Linked DNA regions of Homo sapiens: region 2 is linked to region 1. Evidence: read pairs that join two places in POLR2A ChIA-PET (ENCODE). Cell type or tissue: PC-9. All regions are shown on one strand. Each heading gives the region's core, and the rest is flanking DNA. Links, peaks and the distances in the headings are about the cores only.

Evidence for each region. ChIA-PET counts read pairs that join two places held together with the same protein. Peaks named below come from ENCODE experiments on the same cell type or tissue, not always from the same donor. Only the 100,000 strongest peaks of a DNase experiment are listed, where the experiment ranks them.
Region 2: POLR2A ChIA-PET joins it to region 1 with 10 read pairs; 17 of 35 experiments call an interaction of 5 or more read pairs at or near these places.

Annotation. Positions count from the first base shown.
Region 1 is chr16:30,637,666-30,653,206 of GRCh38, forward strand. PRR14 (proline rich 14) reads left to right here and starts at 13,295. Exons shown (of 12, transcript NM_024031.5): 1 at 13,295-13,462; 2 at 13,931-14,003; 3 at 14,131-14,299; 4 at 15,056-15,177; 5 at 15,249-15,438. The coding sequence starts at 13,981. RefSeq lists enhancers at 12,017-12,534, 12,535-13,050, 12,754-13,163 and silencers at 13,184-13,383, 13,654-13,943. In PC-9, for the core only: no CTCF peak of the experiment used is centred there; no DNase peak of the experiment used is centred there.
Region 2 is chr16:30,387,866-30,403,406 of GRCh38, forward strand. ZNF48 (zinc finger protein 48) reads left to right here and starts at 7,555. Exons shown (of 3, transcript NM_001214909.2): 1 at 7,555-7,713; 2 at 7,915-8,008; 3 at 9,465-12,243. The coding sequence starts at 7,930. The coding sequence ends at 11,242. RefSeq lists enhancers at 5,475-5,975, 7,977-8,573, 10,908-11,451 and silencers at 7,467-7,656, 7,747-8,006. In PC-9, for the core only: a CTCF peak has its summit at 7,974; DNase peaks (open chromatin) are centred at 7,446 and 7,956; H3K4me3 peaks cover 3,498 bases; H3K27ac peaks cover 1,860 bases.

The sequences.
Region 1 (15,541 bases), core at 3,136-11,135:
CTCAAGCCTGTAATCCCAGCACTTTGGGAGGCCGAGGCGGGCAGATCACAAGGTCAGGAGATCAAGACCATCCTGACTAACACGGTGAAACCCCGTCTCTATTAAAAATACAAAAAATTAGCTGGGTGTGGTGGCGGGTGCCTGTAGTCCCAGCTGCTCAGGAGGCTGAGGCAGGAGAATGGCATGAACCTGGGAGGCGGAGCTTGCAGTGAGCCGAGATCGTGCCACTGCACTCTAGCCTGGGCGACAGAGCAAGACTCCATCTCAAAAAATAATAATAATAATAATAATAATAAATAAATAAAATATATTTCCCCAAGGTTCAAGCCTCCACCCTCTTTGCCTTGGTTTCAATATACTGTAGGCCAGTGATTCCCAACTGGGGGTGACTGCTCCTAGAGGGCATTTGGCAATGTCTGGAGACATTTTTGTTTGTCACAAATGGGCAGAAAGACAGGGAGGAGACGTAGGTGCTACTGACATCTAGTGGGTAGAGGCTAGGGATGCTGCTATTAATACTACATCCTACAATGCACAGGACAGCTCTTCACAGGAATTATCTGGTCCAAAATATTAATTGCTCTGAGGTTGAGTAACCCCCTTCTAGGCCAACACATCTAAATGGCTGCTAAATATTTTCACATGATTATTGGGTTATGAGTTTATTTTTCCTAGAAACTTTCACTGACTACTCAATTAGACTTCCCTCCTGTTACTAGCAATATTAGACCTAATGTCCCAAAACATGGGTGTTATCTGAGTCCTTCCTTTCCATGCTTTTCCCTGCCAGTCCTGAGAGTCCATTATGTACTGGTAGATTAGGATAAATCAGTTATTTTATTTAAAAATGTTCATTCTGAGGCCAGGCACAGTGGCTCACGCCTGTAATCCCAGCACTTTGAGAGGCCCAGGAAGGCAGATCATCTGAGGTCAGGAGTTCGAGACCAGCCTGGCCAACATGGTGAAACCCCATCTCTACTAAAAATACAAAAATTAGCCGGGCATGGTGGTGGGCACCTGTAATCCCAGCTACTGGGGAGGCTGAGGCAGGAGAATCACTTGAACCTGGGAGGCGGAGGTTGCAGTGAGTTGAGATGGCACTATTGCACTCCAGCCTGGATGACAAGAGCAAAACTCTGTCTCAACAACAACAACAACAACAACAACAACAACGGACCGGCGCAGTGGCTCACGCTGGTAATCCCAGCACTTTGGGAGGCTGAGGCGGGAGGATCACCTGAGGACAGGAGTTTGAGAGCAGCCTGGCCAACATGGCGAAACCCCGCCTCTACAAAATAAAATGAAATAAAATAATACAAAAATTAGCCAGATGTGGTGGCAGGCGCCTGTAATCCCAGCTACCTAGGAGGCTGAGGCAGGAGAATTGCTGGAACCCAGGAGGCAGAGGGTGCAGTGAGCCGAGATCACACCACTGCACTCTAGCCTGGGCGACAGAGCAAGACTCTGTTTCAACAACAACAAAAATAAATAAATAAAAAATTGTCCTAGCAGCCGGATGCGGTGGCTTATGCCTGTAATCCCAGCACTTTGGGAGGCCGAGGCGGGTGGATCACGAGGTCAGGAGTTGAAGACCAGCCTGACCAATATGGTGAAACCCCGTCTCTACTAAAAATACAAAAATTAGCTGGGTGTGGTGGCAGCCACCTGTAATCCCAGTACTTGGGAGGCTGAGGCAGAGAATTGTTTGAACCTGGGAGGCAGAGGTTGCAATGAGCCAAGATCATGCCACTGCACTCCAGCCTGGGCAACAGAGTGAGATTCCATCTCAAAAAAAAAGAAAAGCAAAAATTATCAGGGTGTGGTGGCAGGTGCCTGTAATCCCAGCTACTCGGGAGGCTGAGGCAGGAGAATTGGTTGAACCCAGGAAACAGAGGTTGCAGTGAGCCAAGATTGCACCACTGCACTCCAGCCTGGGCAACAGAGCAAGACTCCTTCTCAAAAAATAAAAAATTGTCCTAGCATGGTGGTGTGCGCCTGTAGTCCCGGTTACTTGGGAGGTGGAGGTGGGAGGATCCCTTGAGCCTGGGAGGCAGAGGTTGCAATGAGGTGAGATTGTGCCCCTGCACTCCAGCCTAGGCAAAAGAGTGACACCCTGTCTCAAAAAAAATAAATAAATAAAACAAGAAAACAGAGTCAGGTGCTCATGCCTATAATACCAGCACTTTGGGAGGCCGAAGTGGTAGGACTGCTGGGGTCCAAGAGATCAAGATAACCTGGGTAACAAAACAAGACCCTGTCTCTACAAAAAATTAAAACATAAAAACTTAGCTGAGCGTGGCAGTGCGTGCCTGTAGTCCCAACTACTCAGGAGGCTTAGGCGGGAGGATCGCTTGAGCCCAGTGGCTAGAGGCTGCAGTGAGCCATGCCTGCACCGTTGCACTCCAGCCTGAGCAACAGAGCAAGACCCTGTCTCTTAAAATAAAAATTAGGGCTGGACGTGGTGGTCATGCCTATAATCCCAGCACTTTGGGAGGTGAGGCAGGTGGATCACTTGAGGTCAGGAGTTCAAGACCAGCCTGGCCAACATGATGAAACCTGTCTCTACTAAAAATACAAAAATTAGCTGAGCATGCTGGTGTGCACCTGTAATCATGAAAAGTCAGGATTAAAACCATGCGTATATGTTCGTGTTTATATAAAAAATGAATTTAGATTCTCTACTCAGTTATTAACCTGTTCTCATGTACATGGATGGCCATGGGGCATTCTGCAAATGATGGTGGAGGAGGGACAGTTTTTCACTAAGTGAGACTGTCTGGCACTGTGTAGGACACAACTGATCCCCATGGGTTAACCCATTAATGCCAGAGGTCCTCCATCACTCACTGCGACCAAAACACCCCCTCCTAAAAATTCACAAAACAACCCCTAAGGGGTGGCACTGCCCCTGAGGAGAGCCACTGCTTTCAGGCCACGGAATTAGAGCACAAGGTTCAGCATCTGAGGCGGGATCTGCAGGGATTGGGAGGTGAAAGGATTATTCAGGACTCAGGGAAGCTCAGCTTAATTGGAAGAAAAAGGTAGTGGGGAAAAAATGGGGGGTACAAGCATATGACAACTTCAATATGACAACTTCACCAAATCTCCTAGCAAAGCCCTACCCAAGCATTACATACTGACATATACATTACTTAAATTTTTATTTTTTTGAGATGTAGTCTTGCTCTGTTGCCTAGGCTGGAGTGCAGTGGTGCAATCTCAGCTCACTGCAACCTCCGCTTCTAGGTTCAAGAGATTCTCCTCCCTCAGCCTCCTGAGTAGCTGGGACTACAGGCATGCACCACTATGCCCAGCTAATTTTTGTATTTTTAGTAGAGATGGTGTTTCACCATATTGGCCAGGCTGGTCTTGAACTCCTGACCTCGTGATCCACCTGCCTCGGCCTCCCAAAGTGCTGGGATTACAGGCATGAACCACTGCGCCCAGCCAAAATATATATATATAGAGAGAGAGAGAGAGAGAGAGAGAGAGACAGGTTCTGGCTCTGTTGCCCAGGCTGGATTGCAGTCGTGGCATCTCAGCTCACTGCAACCTCTGCCTCCTGGGCTTAAGCCATCCTCCCACCTCAGCCTCCGGAGTTGCTGGGACTACAGGCTCACACCACCATTCCTGGCTAATTTTTTTTTTTTTTTAGAGACAGGGTTATGCCATATTGCCCAGGCTGGTCTCAAACTCCTGAACTCAAGCAGTCTGCCTGCCTCAGCCTCCCAAAATGCTGGGATTACAGGCGTGAGCCACTGCTCCCAGCGTATTTAAAAAATTTTTTAAAGAATAATGTAATACAGAAAAGTGCACAAACCCTAAGTGTAGGCTCAATGCATTGTCACAAAGTAAACACACCCATATCAAGAAACCAGTACCCATATCAAGAAACCAAAACATTGGCTGGGTGTGGTGGCTCATGACTACAGTCCCAGCCCTTTGGGAGCTGAGGCTGGGGAGGAATGGGTGAGGCCAGGAGTTCAAGAGGAGCCTGGACAACAGAGTGAGACCCCCTCTCTACAAAAACAAAACAAAACAAAAAATATATACATATATATTTAGCTGGGCATGGGGGTTCACACCTGTAGTCCCAGCTACTTAGGAGGCTGAGGTGGGAGGATTGCTTGAGCTCAGGAGTTCAAGGTTGCAGTGAGCCATGATCGCAACACTGCACTCAAGCCTGGGCAACTGAGCAAGACCCTCCCTCCTTTTTTTTTTCTTTACTCTACTTCTCTCCAGCAGAGACCCTGTCTCTACAAAGCAAAACAAAACATCTGTAGCATCCTAAAGGCTCATGTCCCTCCTAGTTACTACCCTACCACAAGAGTAACCACTAGTTCAATTTATTTTTCTTTATTTTCTGTTAGAGATGGGAGTCTTGAACTCCTGGCTTCAAACAATCCTCCCATCACAGCCTCCCAAGTAGCTGGGGTTACAGTTGTGAGCCACCATGCCCACCGTGTAGTTGTAACATTTATTTTTTATTTTATTTTTATTTATTTATTTTTTTATTTTTTGAGATGGCGTTCCGGTCTTATTGCTCAGGCTGGAGTGCAATGGTGCGATCTCGGCTCACTGCAGCTTCCGCCTTCCGGGTTCAAGTGATTCTCCTGCCTCAGCCTCCCGAGTAGCTGGGATTACAAGCATGTGCCACAACATCCAGCTAATTTTGTACTTTTAGTAGAGACGGGGTTTCTCCATGTTGGTCAGGCTGGTCTCAAACTCCCAACCTCAGGTGATCCACCCATCTCGGCCTCCCAAAGTGCTGGGATTACAGGCGTGAGCCACCGCGCCCAGCCTGTAATATTTATTTATTTATTTATTTATTTATTTATTTATTTATTTATTTATTTTTGAGACAGAGTCTAGGCTGGACTGCAGCAGCACGATCTTGGCCCACTGCAACCTCTGCCTCCCCAGTTCAAGCAATTCTCACACCTTAGCCTCCTGAGTAGCTGGGATTACAGGTGCACACCACCATGCCCAGCTAATTTTTTGTATTTTTAGTAGAGACGCAGTTTTGCCATGTTGGCCAGGCTGGTCTCAAACTCCCAACTTCAGGTGATCTGCTTGCCTTGGCCTTCCAAAGTGCTGGGATTACAGGCATGAGCCAATGTGTCCAGCCTATATTGACTTTTAAAAGTAGTATTATAGATGTTTTATTTATCTATTCATTAATTTCATCAGAGTAAAAGGAGTGTTCAAAACTTTTTTTTTTTTTTTTGGCCGGGCACAGTGGCTCATGCCTGTAATCCCAGCAGTTTGGGAGGCCGAGGTGGGCAGATCACGAGGTCAGGAGATTGAGACCAGCCTGGCCAACATGGTGAAACCCCGTCTCTACTAAAATACAAAAAATTAGCTGGGCATGGTGGCACGTGCCTATAGTCCCAGCTACTCCGGAGGCTGAGGCAGGGGAATTGCTTGAATCCAGGAGGCGGAGGTTGCAGTGACCCGAGATTGTGCCACTGCACTCCAGCCTGGTGACAGAGCGAGACTCTGTCTCAAAAAAGAAAAAACAAAACAAACAAACAAAAAAAACTTTTTTTTTTTTTAAGACGTGTGGCCAGGCCCAGTGGCTCACACCTGTAATCCCAGAGCTTTGGGAGGCTGAGGCAGGAGGATCACTTGAGCCCAGGAGTTCAAGACTAGCCTGGGCAACATAGCGAGACCACCCTTATCTCTATAAAAATTTTTCTTTTTTTTCTTTTTTTTTTTAAGGCAGAGTCTTGCTCTTTCGGGCAGGCTGGAGTGCAGTGGCATGATCTCAGCTCACTGCAACCTCCACCTCCCGGGTTCAAGCATTCTCCTGCCTCAGCCTCCCAAGTAGCTAGGATTACAGGCTCGAGCCACCACACTGGGCTAATTTTTTGTATTTTTGTTAGAGACGGGGTTTTGCCATGTTGGCCAGGCTGGTCTTGAACTCCTGACCTCAAATGATCTGCCCACCTCAGCCTCCCAAAGTGTTGGCATTACAGGCATAAGCCACCGCACCCAGCCCAAAAATTGTTTCTTAATTACCCGGGTGTGGTGGCATGTGCCTGTAGTGTTAGCTACTTGGGAGGCTGAGGTGGCAGGATCACTTGAGCCTGGGAGGTCAAGGCTACAGTGAGCTATGATCACGCCAATGCACCCAGCCTGGGTGACCAAGCCAGACTCTGTCTCAAGAAAAAAAAGGCATGTGTTAGCTCTGATGGGCTGACAACCAAATTATCTACATTCTCCTCAATTTCTGCCCCTGGATCTCTGCACTTGCAGTGATGACTGATGCACAGTCTTCCTTCCCAACTCCCTTTCCTTAAAGTCACATTGTTCATCACCTTCTCTGGGAAGCATTCTCCTGTAGCTCTGCAATGTGCCCTTTTGGGAACCTGTACATAAGTTGAGTTGAGCATTTATCTCATCGTGTTGGTCTATTTCATTGTCTCTGAAGACAAGGACGCTCACTGTCTTGTCCACCATAGTGTTTTTGTGTCTGGCTCATTGCTGGAGTTCAACAAATGTACTGAACAAATAAATAGACACCTCAGCCCATATTTAGAGCCCTCCTGCCCCCACAAAAACCTTGACTGTCCCATGTTTAGGCCTTCCTCTTTCTCTAGAGCAAAGGTCACAGTGGTGTGAATCTGTTTTCTGTCTCTTAGACCTCAATGCCTCAGCATTGCCACTCTAGCCATGAGTATTGATCTCCAGACACCTCTATCTGGAAATTTTTTTTTTTTTTTTTAGAGACAGGGTCTCACTCTGTTGCCCAGGCTGGAGTTCAGTGGCTCCATAAACAGCTCATTGCAGCCTTGACCTACCGGGCTCAAGTGATCCTCCTGCCTCAGCCTCTGGAGTAGCTGGGACTCCAGTTGCAGGCCACCATCCCCGGCTGGACTCGCTTTCTGAATGTTGCCTAGATCTGGCCTCCACATGAAAGTATAGGATGCCAGGAATCACCTTTAGACAAGCTGGCAGCTGCCCAGCCCAGCTTCCTCCACTTCATCTGAGCCATCTGTCCTCAGAGGCACCATCAGTGCTCATTTTCTTTTTTTTTTTTTTTTCAGGTGTGACAGCAGCATTCAAAACGACTTTAAGGATTATGTCTGCAATGCAGACTTTACACCTCTCCTGCAAATGGCCCATCCTCTAAAATATCTGCACAGTAATTGCAAGTGGGGACTTTCAAAATTCAGATATTCCATTTTATTTAATGCTGAAACACTAGTACCTACATTTGTTGGTGATGATTAAGTCTGGGTCAAATCAAGACAGAGAAACCACATGGTAATTTGAACAAGGAAAGGTTTAATATTTTAAAAAAATCAACAATAGCCAAGTGCAGTGGCTCATGCCTGTAATCCAAGCACTCTGGGAGGCCGAGGCGGGCAGATCACGAGTTCAGGAGATCGAGACCATCCTGGCTAACACGGTGAAAACACATCTCTACTAAAAATACAAAAAATTAGCTGGGCATGGTGGTGGCAGGCACCTGTAGTCCCAGCTACTCGGGAGCCTGAGGCAGGAGAATCTCTTGAACCCAGGCGGCAGAGGTTGCAGTGAGCTGAGATCATGCTACTGCACTCCAGCCTGGGTGACAGAGTGAGACTCCATCTCAAAAAAAATAATAATAATATAACAATAACAGAGGATTAGAGAAATGATTAGATTGTGTATTATTTTTCTAAAACTGACATAACAAATTACCACAGATTCATTCAAGAGGGCTCAGCTTCACCCCACCTCCCAGACTGGAATGCAAGTCATAGCTCACTGCAGCCTCAAACTTCTGAGCTCAAGTGATTCTCCCACCTCTGCCTCCCAAAGTGCTGGGACTACAGGCATGCACCACCATGCCCCGCTAATTTATTTTACTTTTTTTGGAGAGATGGGGTCTCGCTTTGTTGCCCAGGCTGGTCTCAAACTCTTTGCTTCAAGCAATCCTCCCACCTCAGCCTCCCAAAGTGCTGGGATGACAGGTGTGAGCCACCCCGCCTCGCAAGAATCCTTCCTTGCCTTTTCCAAGCTTTTGGTGGCTGCCGACAATCTTTGGCATTCCTTGGCTTGCAGATGCCACACTCCAATTCCTGCCTCCATTGCTACATGGCATTCTCCCTCTGTACGTCTGTGCCTGTCTTCACATAACATTCTCCTTTCTATGTGTCTGTGTCCAAATTTCCCTCTTCTTGCAAGGACACCAGTCATTATATTACCGCCCATCCTAATCCAGTATGATCTTGATTACATCTGCAGACTCTATTTCCTAATAAGGTCATGGCTGGGCGTGGTGGATCATTCCTGTAATCCCAGCACTTTGGGAGGCCAAGGCGGGAGCATTGCTTGAGCTCAGGAGTTCAAGACCAGCCTCGGCCACATAGTGAGACCTTGTCTATACTAAAAAAAAAAATTAAAAATTACTTTGGGAGGCCAAGGCAGGTGGATCACGAGGTCAAGAGATTGAGACCATCCTGGCCAACATGATGAAACCCTGTCTGTACTAAAAATACAAAAATTAGCTGGGCACGGTGGCACATACCTGTAGTCCCAGCTACTTGGGAGGCTGAGGCAGGAGAATCACTTGAACCCTGCAGGTGGAGGTTGCAGTGAGGCGAGATCGCGCCATTGCACTCCAGCCTGGTGACAGAGCGAGATTCCATCTCAAAAAAATAAATAAATAAAAATAAAAATTAGCAGGGTGTGGAGGTATGTGACTGTGGTCCCAGCTACTCGGGAGGCTGAGGCAGGAGGACTGCTTGAACCCAGGGGGTCAGGGCTGCAGTGAGCCAAGATCCAGCCACTGCACTGCAGCCTGGGTAACAGAGCAAGATCCTGTGTCAAACAACAACAGCAACAACAACAACAACAACAACAACAACAAAATAAGGTCAGATTCAGAGGAAGTGAAAGGTTCAAGATTTGAAAATATCTTTGGTGGGGTGGGGGGGAGGTGGGGAGACAAAATTCTGCCCACTACAGATAATAAGAAGTAAACAGAATTCTAAAAAAAAAAATGCAAGAAGAGCAGATATTAGGTTGGTGCAAAAGTAATTGCGGTTTTGCCATTACTTTTAATGACAAAAACCACAGTTATTTTTGCACCAACCTAATACAAGGAGCAGCCACAGCTCCTCTCAGGCGGAGACAGAGCATACAAGAAAAAGGCTCCTTCTGGCCAGGCGCGGTGGCTCATGCCTGTAACCCCAGCACTTTGGGAGGCCATAGCGGGTGGATCATTTGAGGTCAGGAGTTTGAGACCAGCCTGGTCAACATGGTGAAACCCCATCTCTACTAAAAATACAAAAATTAGACAGGCATGGTGGCATGTGCCCGTAATCCCAGCTACTTGGGAGGCTAAGGCAGAATCGCTTGAGCCTGGGAGGCGGAGGTTGTGGTGAGCCACCACACTCCAGTCTGGGTGACAGAGTGAGACCCTGTCGAAAGAAAGAAAGAGAGAGAGAGAGAAGGAAGGAAGGAAGGAAGGAAGGAAGGAAGGAAGGAAGGAAGGAAGGAAGGAAAAAGAAAGAAGGAAGGAAGGAAGGAAAGGAAGGAAGGAAGGAAGGAAAGAAAGAAAGAGAAAGAAAGAAAGAAAGAAAGAAAGAAAGAAAGAAAGAAAGAAAGAAAGAAAGAAAGAAAGAAAGAAAGAAAAGAAAGAAAGAAAGAAAGACAGACCTCCTTCCTTCCTGAGATCCACAAGTTTTTGGAGAGGGCACAGAAGTACAGAAGTCGCTGAAGTACAGTAGTTGCTGGAGTGTCAGTCTGGTGGAACTTGCTGGAAATCCACCCTCTTGGGTGCCAGGGAAAGCTGTTCATGGGCAGGTGTCTCCACAGAGGAACTCCACTGCAAAACCATCCAGAGGGCACCTGGGGGAGCTGCTGACCCTGGGGTTCTGCTGGCCACCCTGCCCTGCAGAAGCAGGGAGCTGGGAACCCACTTGTGCTGCAGGAGCCTCCCAGGAGGGTTTGCTGAACTGGGAAGCAAAACTCTTTCTTCCTGCAATGTCTCTCCAGCCATCTATTGACAAAACTTAGCATGATGCTGGCTGGTAAAAAAAATTTAAATATATATATATATTTAAAGGGTCCAGGCCAGGCGCGGTGGCTCACGCCTGTAATCCCAACACTTGGGGAGGCCGAGGTGGGCGGATCACGAGGTCAGGAGATCGAGACCATCCTGGCTAACACAGTGAAACCCCATCTCTACTAAAAATACAAAAAATTAGCCGGGCGTGGTGGCGGACACCTATAGTCCCAGCTACTTGGGAGGCTGAGGTGGGAGGATCACTTGAGCCCAGGAGGTCAAGGCTACAGTGAGCCATGATCACACCACTGCACTCCAGCCTGGGTGACAGACCAAGACCTTGTCTAAGAAAAGAAAAAAGAAAGATGGGCCGCCCAGAGTCTAAACGGACCCTGAGTTTCTGAATAATGACACACTGAAGTGCACCCACGGCCACACCAGCAGCCCCACTGGAGGCTGTGTGGGGCCCTCTTGCTAATGCATCAGCATACACTGTGGTACACCCCACAGTGTGTCCACCACCTGTGTAGGCAGTGGGCAAAGTAAAGTTGTTGAAATGGGAAGTCACAAAAAGAGCAGAGGTGAGACCGCAAGATCATGAGGGCTCACATTTGCTGGCCTGGGCTAAGGGCCAAGACTGCCACAGTCTACCTTAGACTTCCATTTGATGAACTCTAGCACCCCAAGTTAGGGTCACACTGGTGGGCTCTTCCTACCAAATACTCAGGTCCAGGACTTTTCTTTGGACTACATCTTTTACCCTTGGTGTCATTGACTTCAAGAGACCTAGAGAATCAAAACTCAGATTAGGGCCAGGTGTGGTGGCTCATGCCTATAATCCCAGCAATTTGGGAGGCCGAGGCGGGCAGATCACTTGAGGCCAGGAGTTCGAGACCAGCTTGGCCAACATGGCGAAACCCCGTCTCTACTAAAAATACAAAAAACTAGCCGGCCGTGGTGGTGAGCACCTGTCGTCCCAGATACTTGGGAGGCTGAGGCACGAGAATCGCTTGAACCCAGGAGGCGGAGGTTGTAGTGAGCTGAGATGGCGCCACTGCACTCCAGCCTGGGCGACAGAGCGTCTCAAAAACAAAAAACAAACAAACAAAAAATACCTAAAAACTCAGGTTAGGCCTGCTCTGCTTTTGAAAGTTTTTCCTGCCCTGGGGCCTGAAAAGCACCTGTGGGGTTTAGGTCTTAATTTGGCAAGGTTGAAAGAATCTCCAAGCACTCACAGCTGGATGAAACATCACTGTACCTCCTCAGGCACCCATACTGCCAGCCCTGATCCAGAGGGAGAGAAACACCTCTACGTGGAAGAACCACGGCGGCCTGCTCCCACCAGAAGTCTGAATGGGTTTCCAGAGGACCCAGCGGACCTCCTGTTACAGAGATGCTGTAGTCCTGCAAGAACGTCTCCCTGCATGAGTCCTTAGGGACGGAGCTGGGGAGCCTCCATTTCCCACATAAGCCCTTCTCGATTATGCTTTCCATATCATCCCTTGTTTGTTTGTCTGTTTTGAGACAGGGTCTCTGTCGCCCAGGCTAGAGTGCAGTGGCGCGATCATAGCCCACTGCAGCTGCGACCTCCCAGGCTCAAGAGAGCCTCCCACCTCAGCCTCCTGAGTAGCTGGGACTACAGGCGTGCGCCACCATGCTCGGCTCATTTTTTTGTATTTTTTTTTTTAGAGATGGGGTCTTGCCATGTTGGCCGGGCTGGTCTTGAACTCCTGGCCTCAAGTGATCCGCTATCTTCTGCCTCCCAAAGTGCTGGGATAACAGGTGTGAGCCACCACACCCGGCCCTGTTTTATCACTTTCATCACTCAATCCCCTGAGAATTATGACACCTAAACCAGGAAGCACCTCTGCACCTTATCTCGGACCCAGGATTCTAGGCTTCAGGGTCTCTCGTTCTGTTAAGAAAACAAAATAAGGACTCGTGCTGGGCGCTCACGCCTGTAATCCCAGCACTTTGGGACGCTGAGGCGGGAGGACTACTTGAGCCCAGGTGTTCAAGATCAGCCTGGGCAACATAGCGAGATCCTGCCTCAAATTAAAAAAAAAAAATTAAAAAAGAAAAGAAGTACTGGTTTGGACCAGGGAATCTGGGGAAGGAGAACTAGTGCAGACATGGGCTTTGGTTAAGCGGTCAGGGCACCTTCATAGCGCTGCAAGAAGCCACTACATGCCCACTTCCTCCCCACCAACAGCCCAGCTTCCAGTAAAGGGTCCATGACGCAGCTCCTCCAAGCAGCAGCGTCCCACCCTGATCCCTTACTCCTCAGGACTATTTACACCTCCCCCATCCTGCGGGCCCCACTTGAGACAGTGGTTCCTGAGAGCCGGGCCCCACTAGCAAGCCAAGGTATATTCTTGGCCTCCTGCAAAGATGCCCCTGTCCTATAGACCTCTGCGCGGACCGTGGGCACCCCCACTTCTCCAGGAAGAAGTAGGTGGGCAACACTCAGGGGAAGTCAAGCTTAGCGCCCCCAGTCTCCTCCCCACTTCGGCTCGGTCCCATCTCTCCAGGACAAGGCGCCAGCAACGGAGCCACAGGCCGCACCAGCCCGTCTTTGATCCCGGGTGTTCGGACTCAGGGCCTCCACCACCCCCTCCTAAACTCGGACCCTGGGCCGTGGGAACCCAGTTTAGGAACCCAGGAAGATGCCGGAACCTTCCTCAAACGAGGCCACTCTAGGAAATTGGGAATTTCACATATCGTTAGCACTCAGTCGACGTTTATTGGCCTAAGAACGAAAGAACCGGAAGATGCCCTTAAAAAGCGTGGCGGCACTCTAGCTTCAATCGGTTGCCTCAACATATCAAGAAACCTGGCATTGTATATGGCCCTCAAAAGATGACGCCACCCGGTCCACCACGGTTCAACGAGGACTAAGACATCTGCCCTCAACCATCATGGCGGCGCCACTCAGTTTGGCTTCCTGCCCCTAGGGATGATGGCCGCCAGGTGGCTTCACTTAGTTTCTCACCACCCCGGAAGACGGGGACCGGCGATTGGGCGGTGTCCAGAGGCTCCGAGAAGAAGGCCATCGGCGGTTGGGCAGCGTTGGGTAAGCTTGGTTTTTAAAGGAGCCGGAGGTGGGAGCTGCGGAAGACCCGGGATCCACGGGAGGCGGCGGTGAGCAGCCCTTGGGGGAGGGCAAGGAGTGGCTGGAGAGAGGGCGGGAGTGGGGGCGGGGAAGGAAACTTCTGAACCATCTGGTCCCGGGCCGGGGGAGACCGCTGGGCGGGGACGCGAGGAGGGAAGGGGCGTCTGTGGGCGGGACCTCCCGGGATTGGAGTGAAGAGGGTATCTGCTTGACAGTGGATCCCTGGGGATCTACGCTGAGTTCGGAGATGCTCCAGCTCGGGCCGCCCCTGTCTGAGCGGAGCTTTGCGGCGCTGAAGCTTACAGGGGAAGGAAAAGCCTCGCCCGGCGTCTGATTGGCGGAACCGCGCTGTAGGATTCTTTCCTCAGGGATCCAGTCTAGGGGATCTGGTGGGATGGAGGGTCGTCGATGTATGGAGTATTGCTTTGGAGTCCTCGGCCACTCGCTGGGAGAGGAGGAGGATCGCAGAGGGATCCAGCGGAAATAGCCTCCCAGGACCGGGATCCCCGTGGATCCCGGGGGATCTCGGGGCATAATCTGCAGGGACAAAGGCCTCGGGAGGCTCGGGCCGCGGGAGAACTGGGGCCGCTGCATTCTGGGTTCTGGCGGCAGGTGCCAGGCAGGGCGCGAGTGATCCGCTGATCGAGGCGGTGGCAGCGGGAGGACACCCGCTCCGGGCGACCGGCCGGGGGCGCCCTTTCGCGCCCCAGGGCTGCGGCCGCTGGGCTACGGGGAGCCGCGGGCGGACCATGAAGGGCGGAGCCCCAGGGAAGGGGCCGGCCCTCACCCCCCGCTCCCCCGCTCCCCCCTTACCCCAGGCCGCAGCCTGGGATTCCCCAGGGACCCCCCCGGAGCCGCCGCGTCTCCCATGGACTTGCCCGGGGACTCCAGGTGAGAGCGTACCCGGGCGGCCCGCCTGTCTTGACCCCGGGAGATGGGGATCCTGGCGACCGTGCCGGGAAACTACAGAGCCAGCGACAGGTTCGGGCGACCGTCCTCTGCTTCTTTCACCCTCCAGCCCGCCTGGCCAGCCGCGTCTGTGCCGCCAGCCTCTGACTCGAGCATTATGGGGAGCCAGGAGCCCGAAACGGCCGAGGCTGCAGCTCCCGGGGGCCCCTTCTCCCCTGGAAAAGGCCTCTCGGCGGGTCCTGGCCGTGGTGCTAGAAGATGTCATGGCTGTTCACATGGTGAGCCCCCTGAACCAAGAGACTCTCTATTCCCCCATGACTTTCCTCACTACCAAACTCGGGCCAGATCCCTACTGAGGATAACTGAAGTCCAAATCCATCATTGTTGTACTCAGCCCTCAGGCAGCCTCCCTCATGGTAGAGTCCTGCTTGGCTCCCACTTACTCCAACCTAGAATTGGGCAGTGCCCATTCCACCCACCAACGATTTTGGGCTGGAACCACATCCCTGTAACTCTGAGAAACTCTTCTGCTTCTTTTTTTCTATCTTTTTTTTTTTTTTAGAGACAGGGTCTTGCTATGTTGCACAAGCTGGTCTCAAACTGGCATCAAGCGATCTTCCCATCTCTGCCTCCCAAAGTATTGGGATTACAGGCGTGAGCCACGGCGCTGGGCCGAAACTCTTCTGCTTTCTTCCCAGCCCAGCCTCCTTAGGAAGCAGGCTGAGGTCTTTGACTCCACTGCACAGATAAGAAAAACTGGCCCAAAAAAGGCAGTGACCCACCCTAGCTCACCCTGTCTTTTTCATTTCTCTAAACAGCGTGGATGAGATTACCCAGGTCCTACACCTGCAGTTTAGGACTCTTAATATCTGGCCCCTAATTCAGTCCAATTCATCTCTTCTCTTGGGATCCGAGTGAATTCTAGCCCCAATCTCTGTTATGTTTGTGGCTCAGGGCACTGTGAGGCACAGGGAAACCTTGTCCCGTCCAGCCTCATTCTATCACCTTGCTCTTGACACCTCTTTCTCTTCCAGGTCCCCGTGGTGCCCTCAAAGCAGACCTCCATACCACAGCACCACAGCTACCATCAGGATCCTGTCCACAGGCAGCCGCCTGCCTCGCCACCCCGGCAGGCCGGGTGGTCCTCGCAGGCCAGGTGAGCATGGCAGGATGGGGGTAAGCCGAGGGCCCAGCTGAGCCATTTTAATCTTCCTGTTCCCTCGCTAGGCCTCCCGACCCTCTGTGTTTGTGTCGCGAGCCCTTGAGCCGCATCCACCGGACCTCTTCCACCCTGAGGCGGCGATCAAGGACAACCCCTGGCCCAGAGGAGGGCCCTTCACAAAAGGTGGACCGGGCCCCCCAGCCCACCCTGGTGGTGATGCTGGAAGACATCGCCAGTCCTAGACCCCCCGCTGAGGTATGGGAACTGAGGGTACGGATGTCAAGGGTTCTGCTGGGTTCCAGCAGGGATAGAAGGGTAGGAGGCCTGAGTCTTAGGTGGGTTTTTCTTGGGGTGAGGA
Region 2 (15,541 bases), core at 3,808-11,807, 250 kb before region 1:
CGCCTATATATATGTATACACACTGTTTATATTTATAAAAATAGGGTCACATTATAACTTTGGAAACATGCTTTTGTTGCTTCATGTGTTCTCTACATCTTTTTTTTTTTCTTTTTTGGAGAGGGAGTTTTTCTCTTGTTGCCCAGGCTAGAGTGCAATGGCGCGATCTCGGCTCACCACAACCTCCGCCTCCTGAGTTCAAGCGATTCTCCTACCTCAGCCTCCCAAGTAGCTGGGATTGATTACAGGCATGCACCACCACGCTTGGCTAATTTTTTTTGTATTTTTAGTAGAGATGGGGTTTCTCAGTGTTGGTCAGGCTGGTCTCGAATTCCCAATCTCAGGTGATCCACCCACCTCAGCCTCCCAAAGTGCTAGGATTACAGGTGTGAGCCACCACGCCAGGCCTGTTCTCTACATCTTTCTATGATACATGCACATGTACATTATCTGTTTTTGTTTTAGTTTTTGTGTTTGTTTTAGCTGGGACTACAGGTGTTCACCACCATACCCAGTTAAGCTTTTTGATTTTTAGTAAAGACAAGATCTTGCTATGTTGCCCTGGCTGGTCTTGAACTCCTGAACTCACACAATCCTCCCTTCTTGGTCTCCCAAAGTCCTGGGATTACAGCCACTGCACCCGGCCCAGGAAGTTATATATTTTAAGCATTTGTACATATTAATGCCAGGCCAGGTGCAGTGGCAATAGGGCGAGACCTTGTCTCAAAAAAAACAACCACAGTCCAGGCGCGGTGGCTCACGCCTGTAATCCCAGCACTTTGGGAGATCAACGTGGGTGGATCACCTAAGGTCAGGAGTTCAAGACCAGCCTGGCCAACATGGCGACACCCCATCTCTACTAAAAAAAAAATACAAAAATTAGCCGGGCGTGGTGCCGCACACCAGTAATCTCAGCTACTCAGGAGGCTGAGGCAGGAGAATTGCTTGAACTCAGGATGCAGAGGTTGCAGTGAGCCGAGACTGCGCCACTGCACTCCAGCCTGGGCGACGGAGTAAGACTCTATCTCAAAAGAAAATTAAAAATAAAAATAAATAAAAATAAAAACAAAAACAACAACAAAAAGAAAACAACCCTGCAAAAAAGGCTCTTGTGGCCGGGTGTGGTGGCTCACGCCTGTAATCCCAGCACTTTGGGAAGCTGAGGCAGGCGGATCATGAGATCAGGAGTTCGAGACTAGCCTGGCCAACAAAGTGAAACTCTGTCTCTACTAAAAATACAAAAATTGGCTGGGCACAGTGGCTCATGCCTGTAATTCCAGCACTTTGGGAGGCTGAGGCGGGCGGATCACGAGGTCAGGAGATCGAGATCATCCTGGCTGACACGGTGAAACCCCTCTCTACTAAGAATACAAAAAATTAGCTGGGCGTGGTAGTGGGCCCTGTAGTCCCAGCTACTCGGGAGGCTGAGGCAGGAGAATGGCGTGAACCCGGGAGGTGTAGCTTGCAGTGAGCCGAGATTGTGCTACTGCACTCCAGCCTAGGCAACAGAGCGAGACTCCATCTCAAAAAAAAAAAAAAAATAATAATAATACAAAAATTAGCTGGGCATGGTGGTGCGCGCCTGTAATCCCAGCTACTTGGGAGGCTGAGGCAGAAGAATTGCTTGAACCTGGGAGGCAGAGGTTGTGGTGAGCCGAGATCGTGCCACTGCACTCCAGCCTGGGCAACAGAGTGAGACTCTGTCTCAAAAAAAAAAAAAAAAAGGCTCTTGCTTGGTCATTGTGTTAAATGTAGAGTTTATATGAATTAACAGTGACACCATAGTCCATTTCCATGCTTATTAATTCCAACTAATTATGGCGAATCATTCATATGATATTTGGGGCTTGTTTGCTTTGACAAAGGAAGGCAGTACCTTGAGTTTCATATAGGGCAGTGTGTGGTGGACAGCTCTCTTCCCATTTAGTAATTATTTAGTCATTTGGATTAGTTTTTTTTTTTTTTTTTTTTTTTTTTTTTTTTTTTTTAGAAACAGGGTCTTGTTCTGTTGCCCAGGCTGGAATGTAGTAGTGCGATCATAGGTTATTGCAGTCTTGAACACCTGGGCTCACTTCTGCCTCCCAAGTAGCTGGGACTATAGCTTTGCAACACCATCCCTGGCTAATTCTTTTTTCTTTTTAGAGATGGGGTCACTATGTTGGCCAGGCTGGTCCCAAACTCCTGACCTCAAATGATTCTCCTGCCTTGGCCTCCCAAAGCACTAGGATTCCAGGTGTAAGCCACTATGCCCAGCCCGTATTAGTTCTTCTTCATCTTGCCATCATGTCTTCACAGTTACCTCTTCCCCACCCCTTGCATCCCTTGAGGGACTTCTATATCTTTAGACATTAATTCAAGTTCAGATCTAATAACTATAGGATTTGTCCTCTCAAAGTCAGAGTTAGGCAGCTCTGCAAATGAATATGGCAGGCATGCTGACCATTTATACCCTCTTCTATTTCCCAGCACAAATGCCCAGTACCTGATGGATACCCAGGAAATGTTTGTGGAACAAATGAATAAACTTACATTCTTTTTTATTTTTATTTATTTATTTTTTTTGAGTCGGAGTCTCGCTCTGTCGCCCAGGATGGAGTGCAGTGGTGCGATCTGGGCTCACTGCAACATCCCCTCCCGGGTTCACGTGATTCTCCTGCCTCAGCCTCCCGAGTAGCTGGGGCTACAGGCACCTGCCACCACGCCCAGCTAATTTTTTGTATTTTTAGTAGAGACGGGTTTTTTTTTTTTTTTTTTTTTTTTTTTTTTTTTTTTTTGAGATGGAGTTTTCTCTGTCGCCCAGGCTGGAGTGCAGTGGTGTGATCTCGGCTCACTGCAAGCTCCGCCTCCTGGGTTCATGCCATTATCCTGCCTCAGCCTCCTGAGTAGCTGGGACTACAGGCGCCCGCCATCACGCCTGGCTAATTTTTTTTTTATATTTTTAGTAGAGACGGGGTTTCACCGTGTTAGCCAGGATGCTCTCGATCTCCTGACCTCGTGATCTGCCCACCTCAGCCTCCCAAAGTGCTGGGATTACAGGCGTGAGCCACCGCGCCTGGCCAGAGACAGGGTTTCAATGTGTTAGCCAGGATGGTCTCGATCTCCTGACCTCGTGATCTGCCCACCTTGACCTCCCAAAGTGCTGGGATTAGAGGCGTGAGCCACTGCGCCCGGCCGAATAAACTTACATTCTATCTTCATCTTTCACTGCTTTCCTAATATGTAAACTCACGGCACATTAAAACGGAACTATTCTCTATTTTCCTCTCTGAAGATAGGTCGTAATCCATAGTCATCTTTGGATCTCAAGCTTCTAGCACACATTAGGTTTTCTTTTATTTTTATTTTTTGAGACGGAGTCTCACTCTGTCGCCCAGGCTGGAGTGCAGTGATCTCTGCTCACTGAAACCTCTGCCTCCCGGGTTCAAATGATTCTCCTGCCTCAGCCTCCTGAGTAGCTGGGATTACAGGTGAGCACCACCACCTCCAGCTAATTTTTTTATTTTTAGTAGAGACAGGTTTTCACCATGTTGGTCAGGCTGGTCTCCAACCCCTGACCTCATGATCCGCCCGCCTCAGCCTACCAAAGTGCTGGGATTACAGGCGTGAGCCACTGCTCCTGGCAGTCTTTTTCTTTTCTTTTTTTTTTTTTAAACAGAGTTTTGTTCTGTTGCCCAGAACGGAATGCAGTGGTGTGATCTCAGCTCACTGCAACCTCCGGCTCGCGAGTTCAAGCGATTCTCCTGCCTCCGCCTCCCGAGTAGCTGGGATTACAGGCGCGTACCACCACATCTGGCTAATTTTTGTATTTTTTAGTAGAGATGGGGTTTCACCATGTTGGCCAAACTGGTCTCGAACTCCTGACCTCAGGTGATTCACCTGCCTCAGCCTCCCAAAGTGTGGGGATTATAGGCGTGAGCCACTGATTCCAGCCTAAGGTTTTCTTTCTCTTTCCTTTTCTTTCTCCTTTTTTTTTGGCGGGGGGGTGGGGGTGGGATAGGGTCTTGCTCTGTCACCCAGGCTGGAGTGCAGTGGCATGATCTCAGCTCCCTGCAACTTTCACCTCCCGCGCCCAAGAGATCCTCTCACCTCAGCCTCCCAAGTAGCTGGGACTACAGGTGTGCACCACCACTCCCAGCTAACTTTTTTGTATCTTTTTATTTATTTTATTTTTTCCTGAGGCGGCGTATCGCTCTGTCGCCCAGGCTGGAGCGCAGTGGCGCGATCTCGGCTAACTGGAAGCTCCGCCTCCCAGGTTCACGCCATTCTCCTGCTTCAGCCTCCTGAGTATCTGGGACTACAGGCGCCTGCCACCACGCCCATCTAATTTTTTTGTATTTTTAGTAGAGACGGGGTTTCACTGTGTTAGCCAGGATGGTCTCAATCTTCTGACCTCGTGATCCACCCACATCGGCATCCCAAAGTGCTGGGATTACAGGAGTGAGCCACCGCCCCCGGCCCTGTATCTTTTTAGAGATGGGTTTTCACCATGTTGGCCAGGCTGGTCTCAAACTGCTGGACTCAAGAGACCTGCCCACCTCAGCCTCCCGAGGTGTTGGGATTACAGGCGTGAGCCACCATGCCTGGCCCATATTAGGTTTTCAATTAGTATGTGGCCCACTGTTTATTCAGCCCCCACTGCCTGGAGTTGTTCATTCAGCCCCCACTCCAGGCAGAGTCTGGACTTTGCCGAAATCAAACCAATTAGAGTAATAGCTGATACTTTTGCTAAGTGCTTTACACATATTCATCCTCAACCATCAAAGTTAGCTGTTATCATCCCTATTTTACAGTTTGGGAAACAGAAGCTTAAGTAACTTCCCTAAAGTCAAGTAGCAATTAAGTGACAAAGGCCAAGAACCACACTCTGCATAAATGGCTTTAAAGACAGTATCTGCACCCACTGAACACTACAGAAGGTATCTCTGTGCGCTACACTCCTATAAAATTTTGTCCATACAGTCAATATAGAACCTGTCACACCATCTGACAACTCCATATCCTATTGGGCCAAGAGCTCCCTGAAGAGTTTCTTTATTTCCAGGGCCTAGGACAGTGTTTAGGTATTAGCTAGTGATCAATAGGTATGTGTTGATTTCTGGTCCCTGTTTCTGTCAGTGCTAACATCCATGCATGCCAGGCACACAGAGATTCATTACTACAAACTAGAACCCTTCCTGTTCTCCCACACTATCGTGAATTGGTCCATATAACTCTTTTTTTTTTTTCTTGAGATGAAGTCTCGCTCTTGTCCCCCAGGCTGGAGTGCAATGGCGCGATCTCAGCTCACTGCAACCTCCGCCTCTGGGGTTCAAGTGATTCTCCTGCCTCAGCCTCCCAAGTAGCTGGGATTACAGGCGCCTGCCACCACGCCCTGCTAATTTTTTTATTTTTAGTAGAGATGGGGTTTCACCATGTTGGCCAGGCTGGTCTGGAACTCCTGACCTCAAGTGAGCTCCTGCCTCTGGCTCCCAAAGGGCTGGGATTACAGGTGTGAGGCACCACACCCGGCCTTTTAAATTTTATTTATTTATTTTTTTGAGACGCAGTCTGACTCTGTCACCCAGGCTGGAATGCAGTGGCGTGATCTCGGCTCTTTCCAACCTCCGCCTCTCAGGTTCAAGTGATACTCCTGCCTCAGCCTCCTGAGTAGCTGGGATTACAGGCCCGTGCCACCACGCCCTGCTAAGTTTTGTATTTTTAGTAGAGACAGGGTTTCACCATGTTGGCCAGATTGGTCTCAAACTCCTGACCTCATGTAATTCACCTGCCTCGGCCTCCCAAAGTGTTGGGATTACAGGTGTGAGCCACTGCACCTGGCCGGGTCCATATAACTACCTTAACAGTCTCTCTTTCTTTCTCTTTTTTTTTTAGATGGGGTCTCGCTCTATTACCCAGGCTGAAGGGCAGTGTCACAAATATGGTTTACTGCAGCCTCAACCTCCTGGGCTCAGGTGATCCTCCTGCCTCAGTCTCCAGTGTAGCCAGGACCACAGATATGTGCTACCATGCGCTGCTAAATTTTTGTTTTTTTTTTGTAGAGACAAGGTCCACTTTTTTGCCTAGGCTGGTTTCGAACTAGTGGCCTCAAGTGATCCTCCCACCTTGGCCTCCCAAAGTGCTGGGATTACAGGCATGAGCCACTGGGCCCAGCCCATTCTCTCTCTCTTTTTTTTTTTTTTTAAAGAGACAGGGTCTCGCTCTGTTGCCCAGCATGGAGTACAGTGGCACGATCCACGATCATGGCTCACTGCATCCTTGAATGCCCAGGTTCAGGGAATCCTCTCAGCTGGGATTACAGGGGCAGGCCACCAGGCCCAGCTAAATTCTCTAATTTCAGTGATTTGTGTACTTGCTCCTTTAGACTGGTAGCTCTCCAAGGACAAATCTTGCAGGTGTTTCAACTTTTTATCCCCAACTCTTGGCTTAGCACTAAGATGCTAATAAATGTGAATTAATGCATAAACCACAGTTACCCCCACCATCATTGGCAGAGGGGCTGAAGACACCTCCAGACACTCTCTCCACCCCAAAACCAAGCCCGCCCAGAGAGCGGATACTGGGATCTTGCTCCTAGGGCCTGGGAACCTGGAAACACAGCTCCAGCCAGGGGCCCACCAGGATGGGAAACAGGGCTTGTTCTTCAGCCTCTCCCTGAGCCTGGCCTCTATAGGGCTGCCGACCTGTCCGGAGTCTTTCTGGCCGCCTCTTTCTTTGTGTCTCTTTCTCTTTGTCTCTGCCCGTTTCGCTCACTATCGTCTTTTGTTCCTCTGCTTCTGGGCCTGTTACTCTCCAGGCTCCCAGCCTCTTACTGCTCCTCGGACTCTGCGTCAATGACTTTATCTCTTATCCGTTTCTACGTCTCTGTCTCTAGCGGCTAATCTTTGGCTCCCCTTATTTTTGGTCAGCCGCTGTCCCTCGGTCTCTCTCTGCCTTTGCGTCCTCTGTGACTCAGGGCTCTGATGTGAGTCTCTGGCTCAGGGTCTCTGTTCCGGGCCCCAGGTCTGATTCCATCTCTCCAGCAGCATTTACCCGGTGTCTGCCTCTAGCCTCTGCTCCTGCCTCGGTCTCCCCAGCCCAGCCCCCATTCCATACCCACCCCCACCCCGGGCCCTCGGCCTCTCGGACCAGCCCCGCTTTGTTTCCCACGTCTCGGCGCCCCGCCCCGCCCCGTCTGGGGTCTCCGCCGCCCTTTGTCTGCCTTGGTCTCTCCCCCACCCCTTTCCCCGGGTCCGTCTTTGGATCCCTCTTTCTTTGTCTCTCCCAGGTCGGAGTGGCTGGCGCTGTCGGCCGGCCGGGGAGGTCGGCGCGGGTGGCTGGAGACACACAGCCACAATTACGAAGAGCCTCGGGCCTCACCACCCAGCTGCAGCCCAGGAGGCACACGGTTAATACCACCGAGTTCGGGCCGCCGGCCTCGGCTTAGAGTAGCCCCTGGGCCGCACGCTGCCGCCCGCCGGCCACAGAGCTACCGCCGACGCGGGCGACCCCCACAGGCCCGCAGCTCCTCCAAGGTCCTAGAGCGGCTCCGTGCGGCCCCGCGCTTCCGCTTCCCGTCCCCGCCCCCGGTGGCCGCCCCCGGGACGCCTGGGTCCGAGCCCGCTCCCGGCTTGGCGCGGAGCCTGCATCCCGGAGCCGCTGGCGGCTCGGGCGCCTGCACCCCGCTGAGGAGCTCCGGAGGGCGCCGGGGTGGCGGAGCCGGAGGCGGCCGGCAAGGTGAGAGCGGCGGCTGCGCGCTGGGAGGAGCAGCAGGTGCAGGGGCGGCCGGCGGCGCGGGCAGGGGGCACCGGGAGCCGCGCCCGTACCTGGGACCCGACGCCGCCCGGTGCCCGCGCTGGCCGGCAGAGGGCAGCGGCAGGGCGCCGCGGGCCACACATGGCTGCGTGACCGCGGGATGCTGTCTGTCCCCTTGCTCAGGGCGGCGTGCCGGCGATGGAGCGCGCGGTAGAGCCTTGGGGCCCAGATCTCCACCGCCCGGAGGAGAGGGAGCCACAGAGAGGCGCCCGCACAGGTGAGGGCCTCGGCCGTGCGCCGCCACGGACAGGTAACGGCCGGTGGGGACTGCGATGCTTGGCTGTGGCCGGCCGAGATCCTGGAAGATCGGACGTGAGCTGTGCCTCTGGGGAGATAGGGGGAGGGGAGCTTTCGGAGCACCAACTGTGCGCCAGGCCGGGAGGGGCTCTTCACGGCCTCTGTCCCCTCCCTCACGGCCTTCCTCATCCTTACTGCCTCTGCCCTACTTCAGGCTTCATTCTGTTTTATCCTGGCAATTGCAGTAGCCTCCTCTCTGCCCCTTTCTCTCCACTGATGCATTCTCTCGCCAGCTTGATCTAAGTCCAGATATAATCCTGTGTCTCTTCTGGAAAACCTTCCCTAGCGTCCCCCAGTCTCCTAATTAAAAGCCTTAGCTAGTGTCCAATCCAAACCGTGCGTGCTCAGGTTAGTCCCAACATCCTTTGACACCTTATCTTCCATTCCACTCCATTATTTTCTCTTCGCTCTGCCGTAATGCCGGTTCCTATTTCCTTATCTCCTATCTCTCTTGTGACAACATAGTTATTCTAGTTATTCTGCACCCACAATTATAACCATTGATACTTTAATCTTATCTCTCCTACCACCCTAAGCTTCTTGAGGAAGGGATGTGTGCCTGGGTCCTCTCAGGTACACACAGGATAACTGATGTAATAAATTACCGAATGGGCTAATATAATAAGATACAATAATAATAGCAAATACCAAGTTTTCCAAATAGACAATATAATGTAGGGATTAACACGGGCTTGAGTGTCAGAGAGACCTTAGTTAGACATCACGCTTTGCTACTTTTTTTTTTTTTTTTTTTTTTTGGCGACAGGGTCTCACTGTGTCACCCAGGCTAGAGTGGCACAATCACAGCTCACTGCAGCCTCCACCTCCTGGGCTCAAGTGATCCTCCTACCTCAGCCTCCCAGTAGCTGGGACTACAGGTGTGCACCACCATGCCCAGCTAATTTTTGTATTTTTTTTTGTAGAGTTAGGGTCTCACCATGTTGCCCAGGCTGGTTTCTAACTCCTGGGCTTAAGTGATCCACCCACCTCGGCCTCCCAAAGTGCTAGGATTACAGGTGTGAGCCACCCTGCTGGCCTGGCTTTGCTACTTTCTAACCTTTATAACCTCCAGCAAAAGGACTTAAATTCTCTGAGTCTTTCCATGCCTGTAATATGGGGATAGTCATAGTGTTATAGTATTGTTTGCAAGCGTTTAATACTAATGCTGAGTTTGGTGAATGACATACATTAAGGGCACAGTAAAAAGAAGTTTTTATTGAGAGGCACAGATAGTAAGTGCACCAGAGGTTGAGAGGACAGAGAGATTGGGGTTCCTGTGACCACAGATTGTCAAGGGAGTCTTCCTGGAGAGGTTGCTGTCAAAGATAAGTACCGAGCCAAAGGGGAGGGTCTACAACTTCCTTTTCTTTCCTCAGGTCTAGGGAGTGAGAACGTGATTTCTCAGCCGAATGAGTTTGAACATACCCCACAGGAAGATGACTTGGGGTTCAAGGAAGAAGATTTGGCTCCAGATCATGAAGTAGGAAATGCCTCTCTCAAACCTGAAGGCATCCAGAACTGGGATGACTTATGGGTCCAGAGAGAGGGTCTAGGAAAGCCTCAGCCTCGGGACAGAGGCCCCCGGCTCCTGGGTGAACCACGCTGGGGCCAGGCTAGTAGTGATCGGGCCGCTGTGTGTGGTGAGTGTGGCAAAAGCTTCAGGCAGATGTCAGATCTGGTGAAACACCAGCGGACCCACACAGGGGAGAAACCCTACAAGTGTGGGGTCTGTGGCAAGGGCTTTGGGGATAGCTCTGCCCGGATCAAACACCAGCGGACTCATAGTGGGGAGAAGCCCTATAGAGCCCGGCCACCAGCCCAGGGTCCCCCAAAGATTCCTCGGTCCCGGATCCCTGCTGGTGAGCGCCCCACTATCTGTGGTGAATGTGGCAAGAGCTTCCGGCAGAGTTCTGACCTGGTGAAACACCAGCGGACACACACTGGTGAGAAGCCCTACAAGTGTGGCATATGTGGCAAGGGCTTTGGCGACAGTTCCGCCCGCATCAAGCACCAGCGGACACACCGGGGGGAGCAGCCCCCCCGACCAGTGGTGCCCCGACGGCAGCCATCTCGGGCAGCCACGGCAGCTACCCAGGGACCGAAGGCCCAGGACAAGCCATATATCTGCACTGATTGCGGCAAGAGGTTTGTGCTCAGCTGCAGCCTCCTGAGTCACCAGCGTAGTCACTTGGGGCCCAAGCCCTTTGGCTGTGATGTGTGTGGAAAGGAGTTTGCCCGGGGATCCGACCTGGTGAAGCACCTGCGGGTGCACACGGGTGAGAAGCCCTACCTCTGCCCAGAGTGCGGCAAAGGTTTCGCGGACAGCTCCGCCCGAGTCAAACACCTCCGCACCCACAGTGGCGAGAGGCCCCATGCCTGCCCGGAATGCGACCGTACCTTCAGCCTCAGCTCCACCCTTCTTCGCCACCGCCTCACTCACATGGAGCCCCAGGACTTCAGCTTCCCAGGCTATCCCCTACCCGCTCTGATCCCCAGCCCACCCCCACCTCCTCTGGGCACCAGCCCCCCGCTGACACCTCGAAGTCCCTCACACTCGGGTGAGCCTTTTGGCCTGCCTGGCTTGGAGCCAGAGCCTGGGGGCCCACAGGCTGGGGAGCCACCCCCACCACTGGCGGGCGACAAGCCCCACAAGTGCCCTGAGTGTGGCAAGGGCTTCCGCCGAAGCTCTGACCTGGTGAAACACCATCGTGTGCACACAGGGGAGAAACCCTACCTCTGTCCTGAATGCGGCAAGGGTTTTGCTGACAGCTCAGCCCGAGTCAAGCACCTCCGCACCCACCGTGGTGAACGGGCCCGGCCACCACCACCATCCACTCTGCTGCGGCCACATAACCCACCTGGCCCAGTACCCATGGCCCCTCGACCCCGAGTTCGGGCCCAGCCTTCTGGACCCAGCCAGCCCCACGTGTGTGGCTTCTGTGGGAAGGAGTTCCCCCGGAGCTCAGATCTGGTCAAACACAGGCGTACACACACGGGGGAGAAGCCATACAAGTGTGCAGAGTGTGGCAAGGGTTTTGGTGACAGTTCTGCCCGCATCAAGCACCAGCGTGGGCACCTGGTCCTGACGCCCTTTGGGATAGGGGATGGTAGGGCAAGGCCCCTCAAGCAGGAGGCAGCAACAGGACTGGAATGACGCGGTCCAGGGAGGGCGGAGGCCCAGGAGACCAAAGGGAGGGGCTCTGCCGCTTAGCAGAGAAGAAAGGGCCTGGGAGGTGGTGGGAGGGAGAAGGAAGGGAAGAAAGGGGAGGAAGAATAGATAGAAATAGGGATTGGAGACAGTAACCTTGAAGCTCAGGAAACTGTCCTGGCTGGGCTGAGTCAGGACCTTGCCAGGACGGGCTGTACCCCTGGCTTCTAGAAGACTGCCTAGCACACAGTAGGCATTCAATACTTGTTGAATAAATAAACTGGCTTTCACCTAAGGACTCAACCCTAAATTCCTGCTGCCTCATCTGTTAAGAACTGACACTTTCCCCTTGCTGGGCAGGTAGTACACACCTGTAATCCCAGCAGTTTGGGAGGCTGAGGTGGGAGAATCACTTGAGCCCAAAAGTTTGAGGCTGCAGTGAGCTGATTGCACCACTGATGCCTCCCAACCTTGCTCTGGGAGACCAATGCCTGAACCAGGGTTTGTTTACCTTCTGAGCTGCAGAGATGGGGCTTCTGGAATTTAAGGTAACAGGATGAGGCAGGGGTATCTTGATCATCCGGATGGGGCAAATACTGCTGTGTGGCATGGTGGTACCCACCCCTATGGAGGGGCACTCTTGGACAGAGCCCAGACCTTTGTGCCCTGGAGGGAGCCAACCCACCCTGACACGGAGACACTGGCAGAATAGACCAGAGACAGAAGGTGCTCTCATGGTATCCAGCCTGGATGCCAAGCCCAAGTCCTGGTGGATAGCAGAGGCCAGCTGTTTGGGAAAAGGGCAGGATGCTCTGAGGCCTGGCAGCCACATTTCCATGTGTCTTTTTACCAATAAACGGCTTCTCTTCTGAGGCTTGGACAGTGTGTGTGTACACACAGGCATGAAAAAGGTGGAGAGGGGTCTCTGCGCGCAAAACTCAGACTGTAAATTTTGTGTGCTTCCCTTGCTCTCTGAGCCCATTAAATAAAGAGGTTGTCTTGGCGTAGTCAGCGGCTTTCTAGCTCCGACGTCTGGTTCAAAAACGGCCGCCAGCTCCATCAGCCGATGCCCCAGGCCTGAGGTCTGGCTGCCCGCAGGCACCACCTACGCCACAGCATCCAGCGCGACCCTTAAAAGGAAAACCGCGCGGCGCTGCAGAGACAAGGCAGCAAGGAGGAGGAAGAGGGGGCGTGTGGGGGGCGTTGTTGCTATGGCGACGGCTGTCGGCGGGAGGCAGCCCACAGGTCTGGAACCGGCGTGGAAAGCCCGGACGCCGGCGCGCCGCCCACCGGGACCTGGGAAACCCGACACCCGAGACCCTTTTTATGCGTCGGGAAATGAGTCATTCGGCTGCACAGCCCAAAGGGAGGGCAAACGGTGCTCCTTCACCCCCAGAAAAGCCCGCCGGATTTCCCGGCGCCCCGCGGGGCCTGGGAAGCAGGTCTGCAATCCCTAGCGTTTTCACAACCACTGGCCTGATCGGCCAGGGATTAAAGAAAAAAGAAGTCCAGGGCGGTTCTCCCCGCTAAACAATGAAGGCAACGAAGTACAGGGTCGCAAGTTCCCGCCCCCGGCTCTCCCCGATCTCCGTGCGGAAAGAATCCCTGGACGGGTTCTCGCGAGATCGTAAGCACTGGCCTGGCTTCCCTAGAAACCGACCAGGGCTGGCTGCAGTGCGGCTCCTCCCGCTCCGCCCGCCCTTTCCAAATTGATGCGCTCTCAAAACCCTAGAACCCTGCGTTCAGGGCTGGGGCTCTTGATGGCCTGAGCGGAGCCCTTTGGGGCTTCTGGAAGTTCCTTCTTGCTGGTTTTCCTAGCTCCCTTCCCTACCAGTGTGCCCTCCAAGACGACCTGCAGTGAACTTTCTTTTCTTTTTTTTTGAGACGGAGTCTCGCTCTGTCGCCCAGGCTGGAGTGCAGTGGCGCGATCTTGGCTCACTGCAACCTCCGCCTCCCGGGTTCAAGCGATTCTCCTGCCTCAGCCTCCTGAGTAGCTGGGATTACAGGCGCGCTACCAAGCCCGGCTAATTTTTGTATTTTTAGTAGAGACGGAGTTTCACCATGTTTGTCAGGCTGGTCTCGAACTCCGGACTTCGTGATCCGCCCGCCTCAGCCTTCCAAAGTGCTGGGATTACAGGCGTGAGCCACCGCGCCTGGCCACTTTCTTTTCTTGATTTCTTTCTTTTTCTTTTTTCTTTTTTTCTCAAGACAGGGTCTCACTCACTCTGTCGCCCAGGCTGGAGTGCAGTGGCAGGATCTTCGGCTCACTGCAGCCTCCGCTCGGGTTCAAGCGATTCTCCTGCCTCAGCCTCCCTAGTAGCTGGGATTACAGGCGTCCGCCACCGCGCCTGGCTAATTTTTTTATTTTTAGTAGAGACGGGGTTTCACCATGTTGGCCAGGCTGGTCTCAAACTCCTGACCTTAGGTGATCTGCCCGCCTCGGCCTCCCAAAGTGCTAGGATTTATAGGCATGAGCCACCGTGCCTGGCCTGCTTTCTAAAATTACATCTGGCCATGTCACTCCCCCATTGAAACCCCAGTGGATCTCCACATGCTGTCCCCAAAGCCTAACTTTCATTGGCACTCAAGCCCTTCCATTTGTGTAGTTTCAGCCCTGGGCTCCTTAAATGTCGTTTCTTTTACTTGGAATGCTCCTCCACCACTACCCACCCCTTGTTAATCTCCTCTGTCAAAACACCTCAAGCACTACTTCCTCCAAGAAGCCTACTCTGACCCTCGTCTGGGTTAGTTACAATCCCCTTCTCTGAGCAACCCGTCTCTGAGCACCTAACACATGAAGAGCTTCTTGAGGATAGTTACTCACTCAACAGCTGCACCTATTGTGTGCTGCATACTGGGATAGAAAGATAAACAAGACAAAGTCCCTGACCTGTTTTTATGCGGGAGATAGACATTGAACAAATAATTACAAGTGAGGTGAGAAATGTCCAGCAAACCTATGAGCTGGAAAGAATCCTCTGTGATCCAAAGGCCTTTCCAGGCCAGGTGTGGCTCAGGCCTGTCATCCCAGCATTTTGAGAGGTTGAGGCAGGAGGCCAGGAGGCCAGGAGTTCGAGACCAGCCTGGGCAACATAGTGAGACCTCTCTACAAAAAATACAAAAATTAGGTGGAATGCACCTGTAGTCCCAGCAACTCAGGAGGCTGAGGTGGGAGGATCGCTTGGCCCCAGGAAGTTGAGGCTGCAGTGAGCCATGATCATGCCACTGCACTCCATCCTGGGCAAAAGAGCAAGATCTTGTCTCCAAAAAACAAAAACGACCCCCGCCACCACCAGAAAATACTGTAATCCCAGCTACTCGGGAGGCTTGAGGCAGGAGGATCGCTTGTGCCTGGGAAGTCAAGGTTGCGGTGAGCTGTGACTGCACACTGCACTCCAGCCTGGGGGACGGAGTGAGACCCTGTCTCAAAATATATATATATATTTCCACAAACTACTGCCTCCTTGCCAATCTGGCAAAGTCCCACTCATCTTTAGTTTTTGTTTGCTTGTTTTTTTTACAGATGAGCTCTCACTATATTGCCCAGGCTGGAATACAGTAGCTATTCACAGGCACATAGTGCACTATAGCCTTGAACCCCTGGGCTCCAGCAGTCCTCCTGCCTCAGCCTCCTAAGTAGCTGGGACCATAGGTGTGCGTCACCACACCTGACACCCACTCATCTTTCAAGGTCCTTCACAGTTACCTTCTCAGTGAGACCAGCACGAAATACCTAATACCCCCGAAAGAGTGGTTCACTTACCCCACTCTTCTCCTGCTAGAACACCCTGTTATCCTTTTCTTATATCACTCATACTGTATATTTAGAGATCTATTTTAAATCAGAAGCTTCTTTTTTTTTTTTTTTTGAGACAGAGTCTCACTTTGTCACCCAGGCTGGAGTGCAGCATGCAATATCGGCTCACTGCAGCCTCAACCTCCCAGGTTCAAGTGCTCCTCCTGCCTCAGCCGCACAAGTATCTGGGACTACAGGCACGTGCACTATTATGCTCAGCTAATTTTCTTTTTTTTGGTGATTTTTGTACAGACGGGGTTTCACCACGTTTCCCAGGCTTGTCTCCAACTCCTGAGCTCAAGCAATCCACCTGCCTCAACCTCCCAAGGTGCTAGGATTACAGGTGAGAGCCACCACGCCCAGCCCACAAGCTGCTGCTGCTGCTGCTTCTTCTTCTTCTTCTTCTTCTTCTTCTTCTTCTTCTTCTTCTTCTTCTCCTTTTCTTCTTCTTCCTCTTCCTATTCCTCTTCTTCTTCTTCTTCCTCCTTCTCCGTCTTCTTTTTTTTTTA